2 separate regions of the Homo sapiens genome follow, and region 2 is linked to region 1. Evidence: read pairs that join two places in POLR2A ChIA-PET (ENCODE). Cell type or tissue: GM12878. All regions are shown on one strand. Links, peaks and the distances in the headings refer to the core of each region. The heading gives the core; the rest is flanking DNA.

Region 1 (3,057 bases), core at 402-2,901:
GAGGACACTGAGCAAGACAGGCAATGTTCCTGCCCCGTGGAACTCACAGTCTCATAGACAAGACATGCAACACACATATTGTTCAATTACAATTGTGAGAATTATGGGATACTATGAGATTATGGAAAGGGAACTCAATATAGTTGAGGGGTTAAGGAAAGGTTTCTCTGAAGAAGTCATATTTGAGTTGAGACTTGAAAGATATAAAGTAAAAGAGAATCATAACAATCATAATACTAATACCTACCATGTAGTGAATACTTGCTAAGGGCTTTTTGAGTGCATTCTCTCCAGCATTCTTTTCAACATCTCATGTGTGGGGTATGTGGGCTCCCTCTCCTGTGAGGATCAGATGATAGCACTACTGGCAAGCACCCTTCTCAGTGTCTGACACAGACCAGGGACTCGTTCCCACCTTCCTCACCCCTCCCCGTATTCCAAGGTCCAGCTTATGGACGCTGAGGTCATCAATACTAATGGGGGGGCCTCTCTTCTCCTTTCCACTGACCATCACCAGATAGCGTGTCCCGCTCAGGAGCCCTCTGCATTTGTGCATCTCCATCAACAGCTCAGGGAGTTGAGTCCCCAACCACAGAAAACTCCACCGTATTTTTTGCCAGGCCTTCATTCTGTTCCTCTTAGGAGCCGCTGTTCTGGGAGGGTTCAGAAGCCCTGATCTGGATTGTCTGTCTCATCTAGGAAGTCACTTGTCCAGCTCCCATATCCTTCTTCCACCAAAGCTTTCTCCCCAGAACCATGAAGTCTGTGCAGACGTATCACTGGGTTTTTGGCCTGAGCATTTGTTCCTGCATGGCTTGGTGGTTTGGCCCTTTTCAGGCAAATCTCCATACAGCCACTTCCACCCAACCTGGCCGAGCCAGCCAGCCTCCTGGGGGAGCGTTCTGCAACCAGATCACATCTACACTGACAACTCTTCGAGGAGAGTCTCAAACTCTCTCTAGATAGTTGGCCCCTTTGAAAAACTGATGAAAGCGAAAGATCATCTCTCTCGTCACCCATAAGCACACATGTACATGTGAATGCATGTGCACACACACACACACACACACAGTCTCTCTCGCTCAAAGTTTTGCATAAAATTCTAAGGTCTTCTTGGATCTCTGCAGTTCACCAAGGGACCCAGGTTAATAACTCCTGTTCTAGAAAACATGACTTTCTGTGTGCTGATTTCTTTGGATTATCCCCAGCACAGCTCCCTGTGGGAGGAAGCTGTTGTCAGAAGCAAGCTGGGGGTAGTGATGGATAATGAAAACTGTGTAGAGGACACTGGTAGCGACTCACTGGTGAGAACCCTGAAGCGGCGTGCTGGGGGCCATCTCATGACTGCACACTGGGCCACTGCTCTGTTGTTGGATTTCTCACCAAGTTTTGAATTCAGCCCATTTCCAAGATGATTAAAGAGTGAAAGAGAAGGCCCTGCGTGGTGGCTCACACCTGTAATCCCAGCACTTTGGGAGGCCGAGGCGGGCAGATCACCTGAGGTCAGGAGTTCAAGACCAGCCTGACCAACATGGAGAAACCTCATCTCTACTAAAAATACAAATATTAGCCGGGCGTGATGGCACATGCCTGTAATCCCAGCTACTTGGGAGGCTGAGGCAAGAGAATCGATTGAACACGGAGGCGGAGGTTGTGGTGAGCCGAGATCGCGCCATTGCACTCCAGCCCAAGCAACAAGAGGGAAACTTCATCTCAGAAAAAAAAAAAAAGAGAGAGAGAAAAAAAAAGGTGTCTGTGGCCACACACATGAATATAAACAGTCTACGGATCAGAGAGGCATGCATGACTGTTCCTTTGCCACAAAAGTCTGCAACCTCCCAAGTTCCCAGGGACAGGCATGAGCTTGGGGCTTTGTTTCTCTGATGTGGTCATAGTTCTTTAGAACCAGTGCCTTGATGTAAAGTGCCATGTGTGAAGGACGTTTTCTTCAATTCCTCCTTTGTAAGGATTTTTAAAAGCATGAATGGATGTTACATTTGTCCAATACTTTTTTAAAGCATCTGCAAGGAAACTCTTGTACTCTTTCACCTTGTGATAGATTTATGTGACACATTAGATCATTAGCTTCCACATATTGAGCCCTCTGCATTTCTGGAGTAAACTCAATTGGGTCAAGGTGCTTTATTCCTTCAGTACTGTGCTAGGTTTGATTTGCTGTGATTTTCTTTAGGATTTTTTTTTTTTTTTTTGAGACAGTCTCACTCTGGAGTGCAGTGGTGCGAACCTCCACCTGCCAGGTTCAAACAATTCTCATGCCTCAGCCCCTGAGTACCTGGGATTACAGGCACCCACTACCACGCCTGGCTAATTTTTGTATTTTTAGTAGAGACGGGGATTCACCATGTTGGCCAGGCTGCTCTCGAACTCCTGGCCTCAAGTGATCCACCAGCCTTGGCCTCCCAAAGTGCTGGGATTATAGGAGTGAGCCACCGCATCCCACCTTTCTTTAGGATTTTTGCATGAAATGAATTTGACCTCTATTTTCCTTTTCTGTGCTGCCGTTGTCAGTTTTTGATATACTGACTTTGCAAATGATTTTGGAAGCACGTTACCTTCTCCCACGCCCTGTGACAGCTTATAGAGCGGGGAATGAGCTGCTCCTTGGAAGCTGGGAGAACGGCTCCAGTCTTGAGGTCTTCCACTGTGGGATTCTTGGCTTCCCACTCCCCAAGCTTCCTTCTCTTCTCTCTTCCTCAGTCCTCCCAGGTACAAATCTGTAAACCTCAGAGCTCCCAGGCTCATGCCCGAGAGCCATCTTTGATTCTTGGCTTCCAATGTTCAGCCACTAGGTCCCATGGGTCCTTACTTTATATGCCCTTCAGCTAACAAGCATGCCTATTTCCACACTGAACTGGGCATATCCACCTTGAGTGAATTCCAGGTGCTGCATTTGGAGGATGCTGAGCAACCACTTCATATCCAGAGATAGGTGACCAGGATAGCGATGACAGAATATGAAGTAATTAAGAAGTAGCGAGGTTTTTCTCCAAGAAGAGAAGACAGAGGAGAAGTAGTATCTGTCTTCAGATGTTTGAC
Region 2 (3,057 bases), core at 372-2,871, 350 kb before region 1:
TTATTTGTTTTTGTTTGTTTGTTTGTTTGAGACAGAGTCTCGCTTGGTTGCCCAGGCGTGAGTGTAGTACTGCTATCTGGGCTCACTGCAACCTCCGCCTTCTGGGTTCACGTGATTCTCCCGCCTCAGCCTCCCAAGTAGCTGGGATTACAGGCATGCACCACCACGCATGGCTATTTTTTTTTTTTTTTTTTTTTGTATTTTTAGTAGAGACGGGTTTTCACCATGTTGGCCAGGCTGGTCTTGAACTCCTGACCTTAGTTGATCCACCCACCTCAGTCTCCCAAAGTGCTGGGATTACAGGTGTGAGATACCGTACCTGGCCCTTAATTTGTTTTTTATTTTGAGTATTTACTTCAATCACCAATACGATGAACAACATCTACGCTGAGGAATTTGATTCCCCGCTCCCTGTCTTCTCCACTCCCTCTCCTTCCCTAAGTGAGTAACTGCTTTGAGAAAGTTTTCAGGTCTGTTTCGCTTAACAACAGGGGTGTGTTCTGAGAAATGAGTCATTAAGTGATTTTGTTGTGTGAGCATCACAGAGTGTACTGACACAAACCTAGATGACATAGCCTACTACACACTTTGGCTATATGGTATGGCCTGTTGCTCCTTGGCTCCTGAACACTGTATTACTATGCAGAATATTGTAGACAGTTGTAACACAATGATAAATATTTATGTATCTAGACGTATAAATAGTATAATAAAAGTACAACATAAAGGATTTTAAAATGGTGCACCTGTGGCCAGGCACAGTGGCTCATGGCTGTCATCCCAGCACTTTGGGAGGCTGAGGTGGGAGGATCACAAGGTCAGGAGTTCAAGACCAGCCTGACCAACATGGTGAAACCCCGTCTCTTCTAAAAATACAAAAATTAGCCGGGAATGGTGGTGCGCATCTGTAATCTCAGCTACTCAGGAGGCTGCGGCAGGAGAATCGCTTGAACCTGGGAGGCGGAGATTGCAGTGAGCCAGAATCATGCCACTGCACTCCAGCTTGGGTGACAGAGCAAGACTCCATCTCAAAAAAAAAAAAAAAAAAAAAAAAGATGCACCTGTATAGGGGACCTGTATAGGGCACCTGTAATCTTATGAGACCACCATGATATATGCTGTCCACTGTTGACCACAGCATCACTACGCATACATCACCATACAAGCAAATCAAGTGCATATAGAGGTGCTCCTCAACTTACAATGCAGTTACATCCCAATAAATCCATCGTGGGTTGAAAATACCATTAATTGAGAATGCATTTAATACACTTAACCTACGCAACATCATAGTTTAGCCTAGCTTACCTTAAATGTACTCAGGACACTGACATTAGCCTACAATTGGGCAAAATCATCAAGCACAAGTCTTTTTTACAATATTTAATATCTCATGTAATTTGGCTGGGAGCGGTGGCTCACACCTGTAATCCCAGCACTTTGGGAGGCTGAGGCAGGTGGACCACGAGGTCAGGAGTTCAAGACCAGCCTGGCCAACATGGTGCAACCCCATCTCTACTAAAAATACAAAAATTAGCCAGGCGTGGTGGAGCATGCCTGTAATCCCAGCTACTTGGGATGCTGAGGCAGGAGAATCGCTTGAACCCAGGAGGTGGAGGTTGCAGTGAGCCGAGACCGCGCCACTGCACTCCAGCCTGGCAACAGAGCGAGACTCCATCTCAAAAAATAATAATAATAATAATATTTAATATCTCATGTAATTTATTGAATACTATACCGAAAGTGAAAAACAGGATGGTTCTGTGAGTCCTCACTGTATACAGCTGAAATCACCATACTAAAGTGAAAAAGTCGTTAAGCCAAACCATCATAAGTCAGGGACTGTATATATATATATATATACATATTTTTTTTTTCGCCCATATATGAAAGGTAGCATATTGTGAACACTCATCTGTACCTAGCACATACATTCTTTTATATGTGTAGAGGTATAGCTAAAGGATGGTTCCCAGAGTGGAAATTTTGATCAATTTTACCAGATTGCCCTCCAAAGTGGTTTTATACTCCCAAAAGCATTGTATAAGACTATCGCCTCACAGTCTCGTGGAAAGATTATGGCACTCAGCTTGTGGGATTTTGCCAGTCTGATAGAGGAAAAAATATTATTTCATTGTATTAAGTTGAACCACATGAAATTACCATTTGTGTAGGTCAGAAATCGTAGAACATTGGTAATTCATATGATTAAACCTAAGAGCTTTATTTTGTATTTTTCGTTTTCTTTTTTCTTTCTTTTTTCTTTTTTTTTTTTTTTTTTTTTTGAGACAGTTTCGCTCTTGTTGCCCAGGCTGGAGTGCAATGGCACGATCTTGGTTCGCTGCAACAAGAGATTCTTCTGCCTCAGCCTCCCGAGTAGCTGGGATTACAGGCATGCGCCACCACGCCAGACTAATTATTTGTATTAATTTATTTTCATTTTTTTGTAGAGACGAGGTTTCTCCATGTTGGTCCGGCTGGTCTCAAACTCCTGACCTCAGGTGATCTGCCCACCTTGGCCTCCCAAAGTGCTGGGATTACAGGCGTGAGCCACAGCACCCGGCTACTCTTTTGTATTTTTCTTATGAGTGAAATAGAATACCTTTGGATATATTTTAATGACCATTTGTATTTCCTTTTTTTTTCTTAACAGTCTGTTGATGTTCTTAGTGCTGATTTTCTCTGGATTGCTGATCTTTTTCTTACCAAGTTGAGAGACTTTTTATAAATTTGGGAGATGGATCCTGTGTGATAATGAATTTCAAATATTTTTTTCCTAATTATTTGGCCTTTGACATTGCTTATGATGATTTTTTTTTTGTCATGAAAAGTTTCTAATTTTTAGGTAGTCGTAATTATCAACCTGTTCTTTTATGACGTCCAGATTTTAAGTCACGGTGAGAAAGGTTATCTCCACATAACATAAAGGAATTATTTCATGGATTTTTTTTCTAGACCTTTAATGGTTTTGTTTGCTGCATTTAAGTTTTTGATCCATTTGGAGTTTATCCTGGTGTGAAGTGTATGTTTTTACAGATGGCTACTCAGTTGTTCCAT

What was found. ChIA-PET counts read pairs that join two places held together with the same protein. Peaks named below come from ENCODE experiments on the same cell type or tissue, not always from the same donor. Only the 100,000 strongest peaks of a DNase experiment are listed, where the experiment ranks them.
Region 2: POLR2A ChIA-PET joins it to region 1 with 5 read pairs; 2 of 35 experiments call an interaction of 5 or more read pairs at or near these places.

The regions. Positions count from the first base shown.
Region 1 is chr17:8,957,434-8,960,490 of GRCh38, reverse strand. All of the region lies in intron 1 of PIK3R5 (phosphoinositide-3-kinase regulatory subunit 5), which reads left to right. Among named protein-coding and RNA genes, the nearest start is that of PIK3R5, 6.7 kb to the left of the region's middle. In GM12878, for the core only: no CTCF peak of the experiment used is centred there; no DNase peak of the experiment used is centred there; H3K4me3 peaks cover 981 bases; H3K27ac peaks cover 2,500 bases.
Region 2 is chr17:9,303,736-9,306,792 of GRCh38, reverse strand. The region is part of intron 7 of STX8 (syntaxin 8); the gene reads left to right. Among named protein-coding and RNA genes, the nearest start is that of STX8, 270 kb to the left of the region's middle. In GM12878, for the core only: no CTCF peak of the experiment used is centred there; no DNase peak of the experiment used is centred there.